Linked DNA regions of Homo sapiens: region 1 is linked to region 2. Evidence: read pairs that join two places in POLR2A ChIA-PET (ENCODE). Cell type or tissue: Panc1. All regions are shown on one strand. Links, peaks and the distances in the headings refer to the core of each region. The heading gives the core; the rest is flanking DNA. Region 1 holds the start of FSCN2 (fascin actin-bundling protein 2, retinal). Region 2 overlaps BAHCC1 (BAH domain and coiled-coil containing 1).

The links. ChIA-PET counts read pairs that join two places held together with the same protein. Peaks named below come from ENCODE experiments on the same cell type or tissue, not always from the same donor. Only the 100,000 strongest peaks of a DNase experiment are listed, where the experiment ranks them.
Region 1: POLR2A ChIA-PET joins it to region 2 with 10 read pairs; 7 of 35 experiments call an interaction of 5 or more read pairs at or near these places.

Annotation. Positions count from the first base shown.
Region 1 is chr17:81,519,578-81,530,574 of GRCh38, reverse strand. It overlaps FSCN2 (fascin actin-bundling protein 2, retinal), which reads right to left and starts at 2,198. Exons shown (of 5, transcript NM_012418.4): 1 at 1,218-2,198. The coding sequence starts at 2,043. RefSeq lists enhancers at 1,224-1,749, 1,750-2,276, 10,541-10,650, 10,661-10,710 and a silencer at 10,841-10,997. In Panc1, for the core only: no CTCF peak of the experiment used is centred there; no DNase peak of the experiment used is centred there.
Region 2 is chr17:81,406,298-81,417,294 of GRCh38, reverse strand. All of the region lies in intron 2 of BAHCC1 (BAH domain and coiled-coil containing 1), which reads right to left. Among named protein-coding and RNA genes, the nearest start is that of MIR4740, 11 kb to the right of the region's middle. RefSeq lists enhancers at 1-439, 3,533-4,234 and silencers at 4,627-4,874, 7,892-8,186. In Panc1, for the core only: no CTCF peak of the experiment used is centred there; no DNase peak of the experiment used is centred there; H3K27ac peaks cover 3,473 bases.

The DNA.
Region 1 (10,997 bases), core at 2,684-7,683, 110 kb before region 2:
TTGGGAGGAGGAGCTCCATGCACCCGGCTCTCCCCACCTCGCCTTTTCAGACCACCTCCGAGCCACTCTGGGGTGCATGGAGCCAGGAGCCCAGGTGGGTAGTGACTGCCCGGGCCAGGGCTTTTCCCTCAGAGCTCAGCTTGTGGGGAAGGAGGAACTGCTGGGGTTCACCCCATAGGCGGTGGAGGGAGTCACACAGACAGGCAACTGGTGACCTGGGAACTGGGGAGAGCCAGGCCACGCCCCACTGGGGCAGGGAGGTGCCTCCCCACCAGGAGCCCAGGCCCCGGGTAAAGCTGCCTGCCCACCGTGTCCTCCATCACTGGAGCTGACCTTAAGCCCCCCCACTCCTGAGGACACGAGGCTCCACTGGTCAGGCACGTGGTGGTGCTATCCCCGCCCGATCCCCAGCTCCCTGCCCTACCCTGGGCTCCTCCCCAATTTCCTTTAAAGTCCAGAAAATGCAGCCGGGCACGGTGGCTCACGCCTGTAATCCCAGCACTTTGGGAGGCCGAGGTGGACAGATCACAAGGTCAGGAGATCAAGACCATCCTGGCTAACACAGTGAAACCCCGTCTCTTCTAAAAAATACAAAAAATTAGCCGGGCGTGGTGGCGGGCGCCTGTAGTCCCAGCTACTCGGGAGGCTGAGGCAGGAGAATGGCGTGAACCCGTGAGGCGGCGCTTGCAGTGAGCCGAGATCACGCCACTGCGCTCCAGCCTGGGTGACAGAGCGAGACTCTGTCTCAAAAAATAAATAAATAAATGAAGTCCAGAAAATGGGGTGGAGAAAAAGAAGGGGAGATATGGACCCCCCACAGCCTCCTGCCCACATGCCCCTCATGGCACCAGGCCAGGCTGTGGGCCTCCTGCCCCTGCTGGGCACTGCCCATCGCCTGGCCCACACCTCTCCAGTCTCAGACTCCGCAGCTGCCCAGGGCTTGGCTGAGACATTCTCCAGCTATGCTGAGAAAGGCCAGGAACCCTTGCCTCTGACCCTGAAGCCACCACCCCTCAGTGGGGGTCGCCTGGGCATGGCCCGAGGCCCACCCACCTACACCCTGAGTGGCCACACATGTCCCACATGGACCCCCAGCCCAGAACAGACATGTGAACGCACAGACACGATACCACTCCCCGTGAGACCCCCACGGCCTCCTCCCTGAAGCAGGGGGGTCCCAGCACCCCTCAGGAGGTCGCCACCTGTGCCCTCCCTACCTTGCCGCACAGAGACGTAGCGGTGGTTGGCAGCCACCAGCACCACCTGTGGGTGACTCTCCTCCAGATCAAAGAGCTCATCCTTGCCAGGTCGCGTGTTTCGGCCGGCCTTGAGGGTGCCTGCGGGCCCCACGGGTGCCAGGTAGTGGCCGTCGCAGTCCTTGAAGGCCAGCTTGCCCGCCTTGAACTCCAGCGTGTAGCAGGCACGGGGCTCAGGCTCCCAGACCAGACGGCCGTCGCTGCGCAGGTAGCGGCTGTCACAGGACTTGAGGCAGTACCGTCGGCTCCGGAAGATGAGGGTGAGGAGGGCGTCCACGCCCCAGGGCTTGTCTCCGTCTGCGGCCATCTCGTCCTCCCGCGGGCACAGGTGCACGTAGCGCCGCCGGCTCACGCTCAGCAGGTGGGCCTGCGGGTGGATGGCCAGGTGCACGGTCCACAGCTCGGCCGGGGAAACGGCTGTGGCGAAGCAGGACAGCTGGTCCTCGGTGCCTCCGAAGAAGCGGCCGTGCGGCTCGGACCGCAGCACCCAGCGCCCATCTGGCTGCGGCAGGACCAGGAAGCGGCAGTCACGGCCCGGCTGCTCTGCCTCACAGGCCACGCGCCCGTCCTCTTCTGCCGACAGGTAGCGGCCCAGGTGGCTGCTGCGGAGCAGCACAGCCGTGCCTTGTCCTGGGTCGGGTTCCAGCACCCAGGTCTGCTTCCTCTTGAGGCTGGGTGCCGAGGCATTGACCTTGAAGCCGAAGCTCTCAGCTGTCAGGTAGCGGTCAGTGTCGTTGACGAGGCCAAACTGGATCTTCAGCACCTGGTGCAGGCCGTTCGTCGGCATCTTCAGGCTGGCCGGGTCCCCGGAGGGGCCTGGGATGCGCCCTCTGAGTGCTCACGGCCCCCGCGGTCCCCCAGAAGCCCGGGTCGGCTCGGCTGGCCCACAGCCCCCAGACCCAGCCGGCGTCACGAACCCCCTGCCTGCTCTGACCCGCCTCTGACCCGCGGCAGCAGCCTGGGCAGCTCTTAGAGGGCCCGCGGGCAGCAGAGGGCGGGCGGGGAGGGCGGATCAGAGACGTGCGGCTTAGGAGCAGCACCTTTCATTACCCTCAGCTTGGATTTCAGCCACTCCCGGATTGCACAGAGCCCAGAGCCCGAGGGCCTGAGGGCCTACGGGGCTGGAGGGCAGGGTTGATCCCCTTTTCCTCATAGCGTGGGCCCAGCGCCCCTCTTCACGGCCCTGCACCTTTTGGCCTCTCTCGTTCCTGCCCCCCTCCTCCAACCCCGTGTGGGCTCCCGGCCCGGCCCGGCCCAGCCCTTCCGGATGTAGAAGCCGTCCAGTGGAACGCTCACGGCTCGGCCGCAACCTGATCGCCGCCCGTACCCTCGGTGGCCGCCAGGCCCTCAGCTGGATCCAGTTACTGCTTCTCTGATTCCTGCTGCCAGAAGCATAGCAAGGACCCCAGCCACAACCTGCAGCCCAGGTCGCCTCCACCCCAGACCGGCCTCTGGCCACACTGCTCAGGCCCCAGAATGACGCACTGGACTGCCACCCACGCTGGAGGGTGGAACACAGTGGCCGTGCAGCCCTGCAGGCAGGGGGCAGAGTCAGAGGCCCTGGGCCAGGCTGGCCCGGCCCCAGCGCACTCCTGTGCGCTCTGAGCAAGTTGCTGGGCCCTGAGGCTGCCCCCTCCTCTGCTGTGAGCTGGAGTGAAGCCAGCCTCACTTCACTTTGGAGTCTTTACGGATGTGGATCCAGGAGGCTGGTGGGACGATGTCCACCCCATGCTCCCAGCGGTGGCCCTTGGAATCTGGGAGAGGATGAAGGCCAGCAGGCCGGGAGAGACTGGAAGTGGTCACACCTGTCTACAGCACCTCCTTGCTCTGGGCCACCTGGCTGTACCCCTTCCCCAGAGCCTGAGGGGCACTGGGCCCTGCTCACCGTGCCTGGCTCCTGCACCTGCCTCAGGGGCTTGGGGCCAAGTAGTGAAACCAGAGCTGGCCACCCTGGGCCAGGGCCAGCCCGGTGTCCTCTTCCTCATAACAGCGTGTGACCCTCCCGTCTCCCTGGGGACTGGGAACAGGGGCCACAGGCCCCTTCCGGTCATGGCCTGGAGTCACTCCCCTGTCCTCCTGGGCCCATCTCCTGAGTGGCCATCATGGGGGTCCCCGTAGGGCAGGAGTCTAGCCAAAAGCAAGGGGCCTGGGCTGGGCACCTGTGGGCTCCAGAGGTGGGCAGGGCCATGGTGGCAGAGTGTGCACAGACTCAGGGGCTCTTCCTCTGTCCTCTAAGCCCTGGACAGCAACCGTGCCAGGCACCTGCAGACACAGGGGAGGAAAAAGAGGAGACCTGTCCCCACTGTCCCCACGCTCAGGGGCCAGGGTGGGGGCAGAGAGACTCCCACATGCAAATACCCCCCAGGGCACAGCGTACGCCACGACGCCAGGGCCTGCTCTCGCCTCTCCCTGTGTGCTGGCCTCATCCGCCTCTATGATTCACACGCATTTATGAGGCACCAACTGTGTGCGAAACCAGGTCACGTGCCAGGCACCATCCTGGGGAGACGCAGTCTGGGGTTTCACCCCCTTCCCAGAGACGATGCCCACACACACTCTCCCACAGTTTCCAGGGGACTGAGGACACAGGCCTAGCACCGATGCCAGGGAACTGTCTCTGGTTTAGGGATACAAGCTAGGGTGCTGCCTGCACCTCACTTTCCCATTGGCTCTTCTTTTTAAAAAACTTTTTTCTTGAAATAGGGTCTCGCTCCTCACCCAAACTGGAGTCCAGTGGCGCAATCTTGGCTCACTGGAACCTTCGAGCTCAAGCAGTCCTCCTGCCTCAGCCTCCCAAGTAGCTGGGATTACAGGCACTTGCTACCGTGCCCGGCTAATGTTTGTATTTTTAGTAGAGATGGGGTTTCACCATGTTGCCCAGGCTGGTCTCGAACTCCTGACCTCAAGTGATCTGCCCGCCGCGGCCTCTGAAAGTGCTGGGATGATAGGCGTGGCCACTGCGCCCGGCCTCCCGTTGGATTTTGAGGGTACAGCTCGGTTGGTCCGTGAGCGGTGGGGGAAGCCGGAGGGGCAGCTGTGCCCATGGTCCCCCCCACCCCAGGCACAGACACTGGCTTCACCTCCACACCCCAACGCCCAGCCAGGCTGAGGAGGAGCCCAGGCGGCCTGCCCCTCTGATTGGCACGACGGCCTCATTAGCGCTGTCTGGGCTGGCAGGGCGCTTAGGCATCGGGTGCTCAGCAGGGGGAAGCCTGGCCGCCCGGCACTAAGTGGGCCTGGCTCTGGGCAGCCTCTTGGTGGCAGAGCCAGAAATGATGGCGGCTCCTCAGTTCTAGGGCCCCACAGCTCCACGTTGGGTGGGGCTGCCTGGCACTGACCCAGCTGTGTGAGCTAAACAGGGGAGGGTGACTGAAGGGTGGGCGCCTGGGCCAGGCTTCCTTGGAGGGAGGCCGTTTACAGGGATTCCAGCCCCTCCTGCCTCCACCTCAGGACCCCAGGCTGTTGCCCAGCCACCTGCTAGGATCGCTTCCTCTGGATTCTCAGCAAAATTTCTGGCACACAGCAGGTACTTAATAAGTGCCTGAGATTGTTGGATGTCGGGAGTCTGGTTATTATTAATTATTTTATTTTTTTCAGACAGAGTCTCACACTGTCACCCAGGCTGGAGTGCAATGGCACAATCTTGGCTCACTGCAACCTCTGCCTCCCAGGTTCATGTGATTCTCCTGCCTCGGCCTCCCGAGTTGCTGGGATTACAGGCGCCTGCCACCATACCCAGCTAATTTTTTTTGTATTTTTTAGTAGACACGGGGCTTCATTATGTTGGTCAGACTGGTCTCGAACTCCTGACCTTGTGATCTGGCCTCCTCAGCCTCTCAAAGTGCTGGGATTACAGCCGTGAACCACCAGGCACAGCCTTTTTTTTTTTTTTTGAGACAGAGTCTTGCTCTGTCGCCCAGGCTGGGGTGCAGTGGCGTGATCTCAGCTCACTGCAACCTCCACCTCCCAGGTTCAGGCGATTCTCCTGCCTCAGCCTCCCAAGTAGCTGGGACTACAGGCGCCCACCACCACGCCCCGCTAGTTTTTGTATTTTTAGTAGAGATGAGGTTTCACCATGTTGGCCAGCATGGTCTCAAACACCTGACCTCAGGTGATCCACCTGCCTCGGCCTCCCAAAGTGCTGGGATTACAGGCGTGAGCCACCGTGCCTGGCCGTCTGGTTCTTTTTATTTATCTTAGAGACAGGGTTTTGCTCTGTCACCCAGGCTGAACTGCAGTGGCGCTATCTTGGCCAGTGGCAGCCCCGAACTCCTGGGCTCCGGCGATCCTCCCACCTTGGCCTCCTGAGCAGCTGGGACCCCAGCACAGGGCCGGGTTCTTGTATGATGGGCTGAGCCTCTGCCCATGGGTGCAGCGTTGTGCATGTGTGTGAGTGTGGTGTGTGTGTGTGTGTGTGTGTGTGTGAAGGTGCTCATGGATGAGGGTGGGCAAAGGTTGCCAGAAGAGTCGCCTGCTGGGCCAACTCTGGACCCTGGGACTGTCATCCTGGATCCCAGCCTGAGAGCCTACTCAGGGCTGCCCAGCAGGGAGCCCAGGTTGTACACTGCCCAAGGGAGGCTATTTCCAGGGTCCCACTCATACTCCAGACATACACAACTCACAAGAGCATATGGTGGGCTGGGGCACTCTAGCCCCCTGCAGTGTTCTCAGGCAACAGGAAGCACCCCTCCCACTGACCCTCACCAAGCCCTGTGGCCACACCTCCGGAGGTGCCAACCAACCACTCACATGGGATACACACGTGCCTGCCACCCTGACCTGTGCAGGCTGCACTGTGGCGACATTCAAAGGCGCTGCCACACTGAGGGCTCCACGCCCCACCCTCGCCCACCTCTGAGGCTGGTGGAAGCCCCTGCCCAGTGTGTGCCTGAGGCCCAAGCTGAGGTCTGCACCTGGGAGGGGGTGCCTTGTCCCGGTGGGCAGTGAGAGGCTGTTTGGGGTAGCAGTACCCCCAGCCCCCTGGTCCAGGGAGCAGCCAGCTGTGACAGACTTCCTGGCCTCACCTGAGCCCAGAGGGCAAGGAATGCCTCAGCCATCAGAATCCCCTGGCAGCCTCCCGAGGCCTGAGCCTCGGCCTCCATCCCTCTCAGTGCGGGGCCAGCTGGGCAGGACCAGGAAGCCATGCGCCCCCACCGGCACCTGGTGTCCACCCTCAGGTTTCCCGAGAGCCCTTAGGAAATCGTTCCCTTTCTGAGGTGCTGGTGGACGGGCTGTCCTGGTGCTCCAGGGTCCCCCTTCCCCTCCCCGAGTTGGCCCGTCTGGTGCTCCAAGGGGAAGGACCCCAAGCCCCCCATGCCTAGACCACTGATCCTGGATGCTTGAGCCCAGCCTGGGCTCCTGCTGGCACGCTGTCTGCTGCCATGGTGACCGGCACGTGCTCCAGGCTGGATGCCCTGCAACGCTGATGCTGGTGGTGTGAGCTGGCACAGGCCTGCGTGTGTGCAGCTGGGGGAGAGGTGGCTCCTCGCCCTGCTGGACTGGAGCCCTGAAAACTGGGAAATGGAGCCCTGGGGCCACCCCGCGGCTGAGGACCACGCCTTTCACAGGCCAGCAGTGCCTGCAGCCCTCCCTGCAGGCATCGGAGGAGCCCCCACCTCAGTGCCAGGCCCTGACCGCTGCCACTCCTGTTGGCATCCCTGTCTCCAGTGATTCCCAGGTACTCCACCCTCCCCCTTGTCCCCGTGCCAAGCCCCTGCCTAGGCTCTGTTGTCCCCTTGGCCCTGCAGCCAGGTGAGGGCCACCCTGCTGGGCACACCGGGCCTTGATGTCCTCACTCCTGGCCCAGCACCTACTCCCAGGGGCCCAGCCCCGGGTGTTATTCCTGAGCACAGACCTGCAGCCTGGCGACCTCATGATTTTTTCATGGCTGAGCTATCGGCTCCGCTGCAGTTCCACTTACACGGGCGAGGGGGCCGCACTTCTCTTTCTCTGGCCTGGGTTGGTTTACTGAGGCCAGGTTTAGGGTGACAGGCTCCATCGGCAAGGCAGGGGGCAGGGCAGGGTTGGAATGAAGAGCTTGGGGAGGGGCTCTCCAGCGTGGCTGCCTGCCTGCTCCGAGAATCCCCCTCCCCTCCCTGCCCCTCCCCGAAAGCAGCTTCCCGAACTGCAGTTGGGGTTCACGGCTGGCTGCTCCGGAGCCTCGCCTTGGAACTCTCAGGGCAGACAGCCCACACAGTCTGCTGGCTTTTGTCTTCTGTGAAATCATAAGGTGCTGGTGGGGGGCTGTGCCTGGAAGGGGAGGGGAGGAAGAGGGCTCTAGGCCTTGCCAGAAAACTCTGGACCCCAGCAAGGACAAAAGTCCCCAAAGGGACCCCGAGGGCAGAAGCGAAGGTGTCTGGACAAGCCCAGATGCCTCACAACCACTGGGGCGATGGAGCCTCCAACCCCTGAGCCCCAGGACCTTTGCACATGCAGGGGACAGGAGGAGAGTGTTCATGAAAATCCCATGAGCCCCTGGCTGCTTGGGGCTTAGAGTGACGAACAGATCAACTTTCAGAGAAGAGATGGCTGTCTACAGCCCAGCTGGACTTACACACAGGGGCACACCACAGACATGGACACCTGGCGTGAACGAGCCCACAGGTCTGCAGGTGGCGGCCTCTGCCCAGCCCCTGCGAACCTGCATCTACACACACACACAGGTGTACATACGCCCTGCCCACGTGTAATGCCACGTCCACCCGCAAGTTCAGTCACGTAAGAACCAACCATCACAGGCACTTAGGGAGTGCCAGGTGTGCCAGGAACCGTGCTGGGGAAAGGAAAGGAATTAACTCTACCTCTGACTTCTGGGACAAAACAGAAACGGACCATTTATCACTCTACGGTGAGAAGGGCTCTGCACATGGTCACCATCGTGGTGTCACCCAGCTCCCTTGGGGACAACGCCACGCCACTCAGCTCCATGCATTCAAGTTGGTCTGCTTTCTAAAAAAGTCTCATTGCCTATAGTTAATGAAATGGTGCAGAGAACAAGAGAGGCCTTGGGAATTAAAAGTATGATAGTTTGGCCGGGCTGTAATTCAAGCACTTTTGGAGGCCGAGGCAGGCGGATCACGAGGTCAGGAGTTCGAGACCAGCCTGCCCAACATGGTGAAACTGCATTTCTACTAAAAATACAACAAATAGCTGGGTGTGGTGGTCCACGCCTGTAATCCCAGCTACTCAGGAGACTGAGGCAGGAGAATTGCTTGAACCCAGGAGACGGAGGTTGCAGTGAGCCGAGATCGTGCCACTCTACTCCAGCCTGGGCAACAGAGTGCAGAGTGAGACTCCGTTTCAAAAAAAAAAGTTTATGACAACAAAACGTTATAACGTGATTTTGGATTAGATGAGGAAAACACACTACGGAGGACATTTCTGGGACAAGTGTCATTACCGAAGTTGTATGATCCACGCCATCATTGCCTGTCAATTGGATAAACAGTGTGATACTGATGTTGCCTGATTTTGATCACTGTTCTGTGGTTATAGAAGAAAACATCCTTGTTCTTAGGAAACACACCCTAAAATAGTAAGGGCATCATGCCTGAAACCTGCTTCCAAAGGGCTCAGAAATAGAAGGAGAATGATAAGCAAATGTGTCAAGATGTTTAAAACGAGGTAAGTTTGAAATTTCAAAACAAAGGCTGGGTGTGGTGGCTCACATTTGTAATCCCAGCATTTTGGGAGGCCAAGTCGGGTGGACTGCTGGAACCCAGGAGTTCAAGACCAGCTTGGGTAACATGGCAAAACCCTATTTCTACTACAAATACAAACATTAGCCAGGCATGGTGGCATACACCTGTAGTCCTGGCTGCTGGGGGATGGAGAGGGCTGAGGTGGGAAGTTTGCTTGAGCCTGGGAGGTCGAGGTTACAGTGAACTGAGATGGCACCAATGCACTCTAACCTGGATGACAGAATAAGACCTTGTCTCAAAAAAAAAAAAAAAAAAGCTGGGCTTGGCTTATGCCTGTAATCCCAGGACTCTGGGAGGCCAAGGCGGGTGGATCACCTGAGGTCGGGAGTTTGAGACCAGCCTGACCAACATGGAGAAACCCTGTCTCTACTAAAGATACAAAAATTAGCCAGGCGTGGTGGCACATGCCTGTAATCCCAGCTACTAGGGAGGCTGAGGCAGGAGAATCGCTTGAACCTGGGAGGGAGAGGTTGCGGTGGGCCAAGATCGCACCATTGCACTCCAGCCTGGGCAACAAGAGTGAAACTCTGTCTCAAAAAAAGAAAAAAAAATTTCAAAACCAAAAGGTTAAAAACTATAATAAATAAAATGAAAAACTCCGCTGAAGGGTTAGAAGTCAAGGAAATATCCCAGAAGGTTTAAAAAAGTAGACAGAAGAAAAAAACTAGAATATTAGAGAATAAATCCAGAAGGTATAATGCCCAATTAACAGAAATCCCAAAACAGAAGAACAGAAAACAAAAGAAAGAAATTGTAAAAGAAATAATACAAGCAAATTAGCAAGAACAGGGCCTAGGAAGTAGCCAAGATAATGAATGCAAAAGCATCACCAGGGACATGAAGCAGTTTTAGATCAGCAAGGAAAAGCCTGAAGGCTCTTAGAGAAACACAACACCTGGACTCTGGATCAGGAATCCAGTGACATTCATTTCTCATCAGCAGCAGTGCCAGCAAGAGACAGGGACTAAGCGTTCAAAATCCCAGGCCAGTTCTCAACTTGAAATTCCATCTCTCACCAAACTGCCAGTTCCAGGGGTGTGAGCTCAAGGCACTTGCCGATACGCAAACTCAACACTGACTCGGGGGCTCACCTTCCCAGCTTGGTGACGCCCCCAAAGGATGCCTTGTCCTAAGGACTGGAGGAAATGGGGCTTGTCAAGGTGCTGGGCACAGTTAACCTTCAAGAGAGCCCAAGGTGTGTGTGGGTGGGGGCCAGGCATAGGGGGCTCCCCAGGGTGATTCCCTCCCACAGACCAAGTGGACACATGGGTTGGGCCAACCATGATCCTTCCCTGGGCATGGTGTGACCCCAGCTCGGGCCTCTCCACCTTCAGGGTCACCTCCTGAGTGTGTTCTCCCCCCACCCCTCCCCTAGGCCTTCCTGTGTCCCCACGGCCCCAGGAGGAAGTGTGACCGCCCTGGTGTGGCACTGGACATCCCCTGTCCGGCAGTGCCCCCTCTGACTTTCCCGGAGCCAGCCCAGCCGCAAACAACCTGGCCCCTTGGGACACAGGTCTGGGGCGGCCCCTGCCACGGCCTGGCCCAGCCCTGGGAAGGCCGGAGAAGCCTCTGTCCCCAGCAGGTGTATGTAGTGAGATCTCTGAGTCCCACCCCTCCAGCCCTGGAGCCACCTTTTCCTGCTGGGTTGCCTCGATCCAGCCTCTCAGCCCCTTCCTTTCCTTTTCTGGGAGCTGGTGCTTAGCAGGGGCCATCTGCTAGGGGAGCAGAGTGCGGGAAAAACGCCCCGCACCCAGGGCCAGGGTCCTCGTGTTGGGGTCCTCTGTGGGTGCCTCCTGTCCTCGGTCGCAGGAGGGACCCCGGACATCTAGCGTGGGCAGTGAGTGGAGGCCCGGGCCACCCCCTCATCCACTGCCACGGGTGACCCCATCCCACTTTTCCGCGTCAGCCCTGACTGAGGTCACCGGCCCCTCCCCAGGCAGCCCTGCCTCTGTCACCGTCCGGTGTGCGGCCGTGACTCAGCGACCGGCCCCGCCCAGTGGCGGAGGGAGGAGCGGGGGTCCCTCCTGGCGCTCCTGGGCAG
Region 2 (10,997 bases), core at 3,609-8,608:
GTCAGCGCCACTCCCTCGGCGCCGCCCCCCGCAGCTGGATGAGTCTCCTCGCCCCAAACTGAACGCTTCCCATCCCACCATCTTGAGACAGCCAGCTGCGGGGAGACGGACACCCCGGTGAAGATGTCAGGGGCACACGCACGCACACCCCAGCCCAGGAATCCACCCTGGCCCTCGGGTCCCTGCAGAGCAAGGGAGGCCACGTGGACACCCACCTGCCCTCCTACACTCCGGCCTCTCAACCGGAGCCCCCACCCCCTGCCCTGACCCTGGACATGTCCAGTCTAGCTGTGGACATGCAGGGGACAACACGGCAACGGATGGGGGTGCAAGGCCTCCCTGGGCACAGCAGCCATAGGATGAGCCCCGACAGAGCCGGGCTGTAGGGAGACTCTAGTGCTCTTGGCCCTGTGTCCACATAGCCATGTGGCCCTGCTGGCCAGCCTCTCCCATCCTCCAAGTGGACCAGCCACAGGCTGCGAGCGTGCTCCTAACTCCTGCCACCTGGCCCAAACAGGCGACGTCAATGACACAGGCTCCATGCCAGAGCAGCTGAAGAAAGGTGGGCGGAGGCAGGTGCAGGCTCGGGATGGCCAGGGGGGCAGGCTCTCACCCTCCTGTGTGCTCACCCATCCTTGTGGACATGTACATGTGCATACACCCATCCTCATGGACACACACACGTACATACGCGCATACACCATCCTCACGGACACACACACACGCACATACACCCATCCTCATGTACACACAAACACGCACACACCCATCCTCATGGACACACACGCACACATGCACACACCCATCCTCATGGACACACACACACACACACACCCTCAATGGACACACACACACGCACATACACCCACCCTCATGGACACACATACACGTACACACGCGCATACACCCATCCTCATGGACACACGCATAGACCCACCCTCATGGACACACACACACCCATCCTCATGGACACACACGCATACACCCACCCTCATGGACACACACATATGCACATACACCCACCCTCATGGACACACACACGTACACACACGCATACACCCACCCTCATGGACACACATACACGTACACACGCGCATACACCCACCCTCATGGACACATGCACACACGCACATACACCCATCCTCATGGACACACGCATAGACCCACCCTCATGGACACACACACACCCATCCTCATGGACACACACGCACACACGCACATACACCCATCCTCATGGACACACACGCACACATGCGCATACACCCATCCTCATGGACACACACACACGCGCATACACCCATCCTCATGGACACACGCACACGCACACATTGTTTCCCAGCCTGGCCTGCCTGGAGGTGTGAGGCCCATGGTCTCCCTGGCAGGGTGGGGCGCTCTGCCCACAGCCATCCTGGGCCGTCCTCGATGGTTCTGTGGGTAGTTGCAGCCCCCAGAGCTGGGGTCCCCGCACCCAGGTGAGAGAAACTATGGTCTGTGTCAGTCAGCTTAAGCAGGGCTGGGGGGTAGGTCAGGGAGCAGGGACAGCTTCGCACGCTGTGATCACCACATCCAGCATGGAGGTGGCTATGTTGGCCGGGAGAGCTCCACCTCCCACCGAGGGGACTCAGGTCACTCCTGCCCCTGGTGCTAAGAAGGACCAGGTGCCAAGAGCCCGACTCCCAAAACGAGGTTGGCTCAGGCTGTAGTATCCCAGGAAGGGGCTGGGGCCAGCACAGGTCACTGCAGGCTGAAAGGGCAGGGACCGGCCCCCACTAAAGTGCCATTTTCTGTTATTTCCCAGCCAACTGCTTTTGGTACAGCTGGCTCCAACCACATGGGGCCTCGCGCTCGCGTTACCCTTCCAGGGGGACGTATGCCCCCTGCCAAACTCTGTGTCTCAAGGCGTGGTTCACACCCAGCCACCTTCAAAAAGCCCAGCCTGCCCTCCTTCACAACGAAGGTCCCCCTTGGAACTCCCCTCCAGGCAGCACCCTGCTGCGACCCCAAGAGGCTGAGCACACCTGTCCCCTGCTGTGTGGCACCGAGCCAGGCATGGGCAAACCCAGGGTCCAGGAAGATGGGTGGAGGAGAGGAAGGAACCAGGAAGCTGCCAGCGGACGGGTCTCAGAGGGTGGGGGTCACACGGCCAGGTGCCCTCCTCCAGCTCCCTCGCCCGGGCCCGTCCCCAGCCCCCCGCGCAGCATCTGGTGGCCCTGGAAGAGGGGCCGGGGCGGGAAGGGCAGAGCTCCAATGGGAACCAGGGGGCAAACGTGCAGAGTGCACGGCTGCTGGCGAGGACAGTACGCCGGGGCGGGTAACAGCTGCTGGCGAGGATAGTACACCGTGGCGGGTAATGGCCAGTCGGGTGGGGATGCGACAGGCCGGGGTGGGAGACGGAGACCACACCGGGATCCAGGGAACACACAGGACTTCTCAGCGCAGCGTGGCAGCGATCAGGGGAGTGGGCACGGCTGGGCCCAGGGGGTGCCTGCCGCCTCCGCCCCCAGCCTCACCCCGTCCCGGGGCCTTGGGGTTGGGGACACGTGGTGAGGCTGTGACGAACCCCGGGGAACCTCGGTCCCTCCTGCCCCCGACGGCCACACCAGGCCCTCCCGACGGCCAGCGCTCCTGCCGCACGGACCCACGTCCTCACGACACACACGTTCATCTTATTCATCTTACTTTTCACCTCAGCCTCTGAGGTAAAAACTCGGCGTTCCTAGGAACTCTGCAGGGGAGCGGGCGAGGTGGGTGGCTCAGGCAGGGACCTCTGGGATGGGGTAGATGGGGCTGGCCGAGGGGGTTTGGGGCCCAGACGGGAGGTCCGAGGGAGAAAAGGCCCTGGTGAGGTCCGGCAGCTCCTAGTGCCCTCAGCACCCAACCCCACAGCCCGAGCTCCGCCTCTGTGGGGTCCGGGCCGTGATGCTGGCCGCCTGCATGCCCTGCCGGCCTCACGGACCACTGGGAGAACCAGCGCCCTCCTGAGCCTCTGCTGCCCAGACAAGACCTGCCCCAGAGGCCAGGGCGCCAGGCATTGGCCCTCGCTGAAGGAGGTGCCCCCACACCGTTGCCCCTGCCCCAGCACAGGTCCTGCCATGGGAGGAGCCGCTCTGCTGCCAAGGCGGACATCGAGGGGGCCACGGCTGGTCCTGGGCAGGTGGCTTGGGCTGCTGTGCGGGGGCTCCTTGGCACGGGTCAGGGCTCAGAAGGCACCCCCACAGCTTCAGAGGAGAGTCTAGAGACACGCTCAGACCACATGGATCCAGCAGGCCAGGTCCAGGGCCAGCTCCCCATCCCAAGGGCACCCAGGTGGGCTGCCAGCGTCAGCTCAAGGTGGGCTGGGGGAGCCCCCGGGGTGGCTGACGCACCTGCGGACCCCACCCAGGCAGGCAGCTGATGCAGAAACGGAAGGAGAAAGCGCTGCCCAGACCAGAGGACACAGCCGCCCCAGCACCCCATAGCGAGCCCTGCGCCCCATCCAGAGAAGGACACCTTAACCCGGCTGGTACACGAACAGTTGCTGAGTGCCCATGACAGGCCAGGGTCACGCACCCGCGCCCTGAGCCCAGCCTGGAGTGCAGGGAAGCCACAGGTGGTCCGAGCGGGCTGCCTCCCGCATGGGCCCTGGGACCTTGCTGCAGCCCCCGCGGCCTTGTGGCTGCTTCGGGGTCTGCTCACTCCACCAAGGCAGGACGTCTGGGAACGGACCTCCCACAGGTGCTGAGACGATACTGCACCTGCGTGGACAGCACTGCCCTGGCTGGGGTGGGGACGGTCCACGGGTATCCAGGGGCCCGCTGCTGCGGAGGGGACAGCCCAGAGTGGAGGCGGTGGTGTGGTGTGGGGGGAAGACAGAAGGGGGAGGAAGAGGGGTGAGGGACGAACAGGGCCAGCCTCGCCTCAGATGTCCAGGACCAGGCTGGCACGGGGGTGCAGAGGCTGAGAAGGAGCGAGGCTTCCAGTGAGCCCGGGGCTTACGCTTGGCCAAGTCACAGGGAAGGAGGCCGAGGGCATGGGGCAGAGGAAAGGCACAAACCCCCGAGGGCAGGTCTCCCCCAGCCAGCAGCGAGCGCCCGGGGGGGGCATGGTCAGCACAGGGGAGGCAGCCACAGCCACGGGTGGGGTCCCGACGGCCCACTCTGGGGTTGGGGAGCGTATGGCTGCTGTGGGGGGCCTCAGAGAAGGCCCTGATAACCCTGGACCCTGGTGTTCACCTTTATGTAATTGGCGCTTGGTGTGGGCGGGACCTGGACTCGTTTCTAGAAAGAGGATGTGGAGGAAGTGACACCCACCCACTGCCCCCGCAAGGTGAGGCCGCACCCGCACCGAGCTTCCGTCCTGCGCTCTCTCACTCTCTCCTTCCAGCCAGCAGCCGGCAACACTCCCACACCCACGACAGCCGGAGGGTGGCCTCTGGAGGGGACTCCCCACAGCTGGGTCTGGATATGTCCGAGGCCCCAGCCAACACCTGGCCCTGAGTCAGATTCCCGACTCACAGAAGCTGTGAAATAATCAATGTTCGCTGTTTTAAGCTACCCAGTTGTGAGATCATGTGGGAGAGAGCCCCAGCTACTCATGCAGGGAAGAGACAGAGCCACAGGGTGGGGCGGGGGGCGCGGACGGGGAAAGAGCCCCCGGGAAGGTACGGGAAGGGCCAGGAGGGAGAGTCGGTGACTCCAGACAGACCTGCCTCGTGCACGAGTCAGCAACGCAGGCTGAAGCGTGGTGGCTGCTCCCTGCCCTGGCCGACGGGCCCCAAGGGGTCTCTGACCCCCAGCCGCCTCCCACCTGAGGCCCTCCAGACTTAGGCACTTTGGATTTCTGCTAAGTATTTACCATCAAACTCTCAACTTGTTAGAAGGATGGCATGGCCTCACATACACTTTTTGAATTTTCTTTGATTTTATCTGTATTTACACACACTAAGGGCTTTTTAAGAGTTAGCCCAAAAATGCATTACAATTTAAGTTAATTTTGGTATTCAATTAAAATAAATTAAAAGTTTATTTTTAGGACACCCAAAGGGATATGAAAACTCTCAGAGAGGGGACTGGCTTCCAGGAAAACTGCCCACAAGGCGACCTGCTGGCCTGGAGTGACCAGGGCCCACGGCAGGGCTGGCCGGATGGGGTAGCTGTCCCACTACGGAGATCCGGAGGATCCTGGGGGACCACAGAGCTGGGCTCTTTCCTGCCACTCCACAGCCAGCTCACCGGCCAGGGACGGGGGACCTGCCATCAGGCCTCCTGGGGGTCACCAGCTGAAGCCAGAAACCAGGAGGCCACGGGGCCCTGGTCCTGCCCTAATCGTGGCCACACTTGAGTCCCTGTGCGCCTGTGTGTCTCGCTGAATGCAAATGCTTCCTGTGGCAAAGCTACCCTCGGATGCAGGGATACGATGGTAAGCGCTGAGCTGGAGGGAAGAGTGACCAGGGTGTGGAGGGGCAGGGGCCGGGGCGGTGAGGGGCTTGTCGGGAACGACCTTGCTGAGGCGTGCAGGTGTGGGTAGAGGCAAAGGCCCAGAGACCCAGGGAGGCTGGGTTGGGGCCCCCAGAGCTCAAGGACTATGCTGAGGCCTCCCTGGCAGGGTGGGCTGGGCAGAGTGGAAGGGGAGCTGCCTGGAGGGCCTCAGGTCTGGAATGCCCCAAACCTGACCACCCCACACCCTCTTCGGGTGGCCAGCAGCTCACCCGTCTTCGTGGGTGCTGGGTAGAGAGGCCTCTCAAGGAAGGAAGGAAGGAAGGAAGGAAGGAAGGAAGGAAGGAAGGAAGGAAGGAAGGAAGGCAGGCAGGCAGGCAGGCAGGCAGGCAGGCAGGCAGGCAGGGGTGGGGCTGGCTGACGACCTCAAGGACCCTGTTCCCCCCCAACCCCACCCTCCCTGATCAATTTGAATGCAGTGGAGGATGGAGCCAGCAGTGCTCCCACCCACAGGGCACCGGTGCCTCCCGTCTCTCCAGCCTCACTCTCAGGGGCCTGGGCTGACGGCACGTCCAGCTCCTGCTGCCTGTCTGGGGTCAGGGTTTGGGAGCTGCCGAGAAGGGGAGCTGCTCAACTGGGGGTGGCGAGTCCTCCTGGGGCCCCACTGGGCATGCCCAGGTGGCGCAGACCCTCGGCCTCAGCCTGGGGCAGAGACAGGACACAGGCACCTGCAGGCACGTGATGAATGGACTCACGCAGAGGACGGCTGCGGGACTGAGAACAAGGGAGCGTGACCCCAGAGAGAGGGACCCCTCAGGCCCGAGGGGAGGCGCACGGGGGCCCCAGGCCTTCACACAGACATATGGACAACAAAGACCCAGGTGCGGCTCCGAAGCCCTCCTTTCATGGGAGGGACCTAGAGAGGTCTGAGACCCGCCCTGGGGGAGCAGAGTGTTTGATGAGCGGCCATCCCCACCCCTGGACTCCGGGGAAGCATAGCCTGCTTCATTGTCCCCCAACCCCAGGCAGAGAGCCCCCACCCCCGCCCCGAGACTGGGGGGATACGGGGACATCTTTGCTCTTCCAGCTCTGTGGTCCCATCCCACATGATCTGCTGGTGTCTCCCCTGGGCCAGTCCCCCTCTGCCACTGGGAAGCTCTCTGAAGTCCCAGAGCCCAGTAGACCCGGAAGGCCACGAAGGCCCCCCAGCACCTGGGCCCCACCTGGGGGTCCAGAGCGTCTGCACTGCCCGTGGTGCCAGGACCCGTGGTGCCAGGACCCGTGGTGCCTCGACCCGTGGTGCCTCAGAGCAGGTCCACATCTGCCCATCCCAGTCACATCCAACGCCCCAGGACATGCTGGAGGGTGGGCGTCCACCTTCACACCAAAACCATGCAAGCCCCTGCACAGGTAGGGGTAAGTGGGGCAGCTGGACCCCCGTGCCAGGGCACAGGAGCCAAGGGCCCAGGTTTCCTAGTTCTACGGCCAGACTAAGGCCTCAAGGCCACAGAATCCCTCGATGGACACAGAGGAGAGGGCCTGGGCCTGAGGCATGAGGTGGGCCCTCAGGAGTCTCGCTGCCTGCTGCCCAGGGGGGAGGCCCCACCAAGGGTCCCAGGTACAGCCGCCTCCTCCCCAGGCCTCTGAGTCTCCGCCAGGGAAGGGGCGTGCACAGGCCATGTGCCTCCGGCAGCTCGTGCAGGCTCCTAGGACCCCCACAGGTGACACGGACGGCCACAGTGCTCCTGGGAGGGCACCGGGGCCACAACTGCATCCCCCAGTCCCACTCAACCCTCCAGCAGGGCAGGGCAACTGCCCATTTTAGAGGTAGGAGGCCTAGACTCAGGGAGGGAAGAGCAGGGGCCACCGATCCCCACCTTAGGCCGGGGCAGCTGCAGCCAAGGTGGCTTGGCAGGGCCCCATTACACACGCTCCCCTCAGCTCGGGCAGGCGCTGAGGCCAGGTGCTCTCCCGGGCCTGAAGACTGGAAGGCAAAACCCACAATGTGAAGGGCCTGAGGCAGCGCTGTTGCCTGGTGACATGAGTCCCAGGGCCATGGTCTCCCCCTCGCTGGCACAGCCCAGCCTGCTGGGGAGGTGCTTGCAGGGCCGGCCTGTGGATGGAGACGTCGCAGAGGGTGAGGCAGCTGATTCACACCCGGCCTTCTCCCTGGGCCCGATTTCCCTCTGGTCAGTGGCAAGGGGAGCAGGCCCTTGGGCGGGGAGAGGCAGCCCTCCCCAGGTGTCCCTCCTCACCCACTAGTGCTCTATGACCCAGATGAAGCCACTGGCTCTTGCTCCCAATCCTAGCTGCACCCCCGCGACCCCGCGTGGACAATCAGGGAGTCGCCTCACAGCCCCAGCCAGGGCCACGAGGTGAAAAGGAACTGGCCCCCACCCTGAGCCCGCTCCTGGCCCTCCAGAACCCTCCTTCACAGCTGTGGGCTGCCTCCCTCCATTCACACGCACTTCCCCCCTTCCCCAGGCCACTCAGCCGGCGCAGCTCCAGCCTTCGGGGGACAGGAGCCCCACCCCCACTTCTGTCTCCCACCACCTCGTGTGGCGCTAATCAGGAGAGGACAGCGCCATCTGCCAATCCCCTGGGCTCTGACACCCTTTAAGGTGTAGCGCACACAGCCTCAGGAGCCGCCATGACAACTGAAGATGCTACACGAAGGCCAGGGGATGCTGCCATGTCCCCCAGGCAGGTGCCCACGCAGCCTGTGGCCCCACGCCATGGTCCAGTGTGGGGGGAACACCTTGATTTTTAATAAAGAGACCAGAGACCCTGGCTGGGTCTCTCACCACTGCCACCTCCTAACTTAGTTTTCCCAGAGTTAATCGTTCATCTTTTCCGGTGTGGGGGTGAAATCCTAGGGGAAAAGCAGAGCTCTTCACACCCACACACGCGTGCCTGTGCGCGTCACCTGAGCGTGGATGGGCACTTATGCACTGGGGCAGGAGACGGAGGCCAGTGTGGCTCAGCCCAGCTCTGGGGATAGGAAGGGACAGAAGGACATTTCCACCCCCAGACTCAGGAGCCTGCAGTCTCCCAGGAAAGGTGGCTGATATCAGGGGAAAGGCACTGGCCCCAAACAAGCCAGCCAGGGGGGCTGGGCAGGGGCTGCTGCCAGGCTCTGTGGGACAGACCCAGGTGGGTGGTCAGGGCTGGGAGGTCATAGAAGGGGACAAGAAGGGCTGCAGGCCAAGAACAGCTCAGCTGGTGTGGGGCATGGAGGAAAGGAGAGGTGGGCATGGAGCAGTCGGGGACCCCTCTCCACTTAGGCAGAGTCACACGGGGGCTCTGAGAGGATGTGACGCCGGGATCAGAACTCCAGGGTGGCAGGGGCAGGCACTGGGGATTGTAGAAGCTGCCCAAGTAAAGGGCCAGGCAGGGGTAGGCCCCAGGAGGGGCAGGGCACGGTGGGCAGAGACGGTACTGAGGGCAGCTGAGAGGTGGGGGTGCAGGGTGGGAGCCTGGGGGGTGGGAGGCAGGTGGGGCCTGGGGTAGCCGAGCATCTAGGAACCTCTAGGACCCCAGGCGCAGAGGCCTGGGGTGGAGGTGGCCACACAGGACAGGAAGCAGTGCCCCATGCAGGCAGCGGCTTCCAGGACAACCAGACAGCCTCAGGGCAGGCCCGGGACCAGACCTGGCCCCGAGGCATTCGCCACGCACTGGAATTGATCTTGACGGGAATGTCCTCCTCCTGCCGAGCAAGAGCTCAGGAAAGGGCAAGGCCAAGTTCAGCTGGAGCCCGAGGACACGGTCCACAGCCACACAGGGGCAGCAGGAGGAAGGGGGCCGGGGAAGGCGCTGAAGGGAGGCTGAGCCACAGAGGGTCATGTGGATCTGGGGCTCTGCTCCCTCCTGCAGGTGGCCAGGAACCAGGAGCCAGGAGACGGAGGATGGAGCAGTTGGGGAGGACGTAGGGGGCAGACAGGTGCCCGTGCCAGTCACTAAGCAACCTGGCTTTCCCAGGGGCCACTGGAGTGGGACTCCTTGTGGGCCAGTTGTGAACAGTGTGAGTGTGTGTGTGCAGGTGAACACCTGCCTCATGGTGTGAGCACACAGGAGCAGGTGTATGTTGCCACATCTGTGAGTGTGAGCAGCTGTGAGCTTGGTCAGTGAACCTGTGGCTAGACCCCGCTGGGATATCCTTACTGGGGTCTGCAGAGTGGGCCTCACCCAAGAGGGGGCCACAGCTCTACGTCCACAGAGCCAGGAAACCCCTGCCAGGCGGCAATGTCTGTTCATGCCTGAGAGGGGACCTGCCCCACAGCGCAGCCCCTTCTCCCACCCACCATGGCACCCCCATCCTGGGCTCAGGTCTCTTGGGTCTCCGGTCTGGGCATCCCCCATCTCTTCTTCCCTGGATCTGCTCACTCTCACCCATGCCATGTGTTAAGAACAGGAGGCGCCCCTGGTTGCAGAAGTCTCAGGGGAAGAAAGCAAAGCTTCAACTGTGCTCCAAGGACCGGAGAGAGAGGGAGTCGCACTGAGACCCGACTTCCCTTGAAGACGCCAGCAGGCTGGTTTCTTTCTTACTTAATATGGCTAAGGCTTCTCTTTTTTGGTGGGGTACCCCAAGAAGGCACTGCCCCCCAATGTCACCCTCCGCTTCAGGGAGCCCAGCCTGCTGCTCAGAGGACCCTATTGGAAGCACACCCATCCCCCATTTCTGGAAATTTCCACTGGAAAACCATGTCCCTGCACTGAGCTGGGGCAAGGGGCTGCTCTGCCGTTCCTCACAGTTGCAAGTGACAGTGGGTCTCCCACAGACCCCGGAGAGGGGCAGCACTTCCGGCCAGCCTCAGAGTCCCCGCATCTCAAGACACTGGACTTTTTCTTGGGGGATCCTAGGGGAGAGAAGGGAAGGCAGGAACCCAGCCCACCTGTTTGTCCCTCCCTTCCTCGCCACAGCAGGTCAGAATGAAAAAAACCCACTTCCTGGCTGATCCGATCGGGAACCTAATCGTGTGGACAGCTGCAGCATGCCAGCCCGGCTGGCTCCCAGCTTGGGCGCTGGACGCCTCCCCACCAGACCCGAGGCTCGCTGCAAACCCCGCGCCGACCTCATAACCAGGACCTGGGCGCCGCCTGCCCCCAGCGCCTGCCACCACATCCCCTCAGCGCACACCTAGCGCCCACCATCCCTGGATTCTCCCGCGGCAGCTGCTCTGGGGCCACGGGAGGCAGTAATATTATAGATTACAACAAACAGGGGCAGCCCACTGACAAATAGGCCTGCGTGAGCGAAACGGTATATTATCCCATAAAAACGTCAGCGGGCGGAGCCCGAGCGGAGTGCGGTCCCACGCCCGAGGCCCTTCCAGGCCCCATCCTTTGCAGAAGGGCCTGGGCTGCGGGTGATTTTCCAGACACTGCACGCTGGCTCTGATGTTTTTTTTGCTTGTTACACTGTGTCTTCGGTGAGGGGAAATGAGGTCCCAGAGGTTAATGGGGACCGGGGAACCCCAGGGAAGCCGTTCCCAGGTGGGCGGGGAGCGGGGGCTGGGAGGGGGAATGCAGAGCAAGTAACCCACCTACCCAACAGACAGGGGCGTGCTCTGAGTCCAAGCCCAT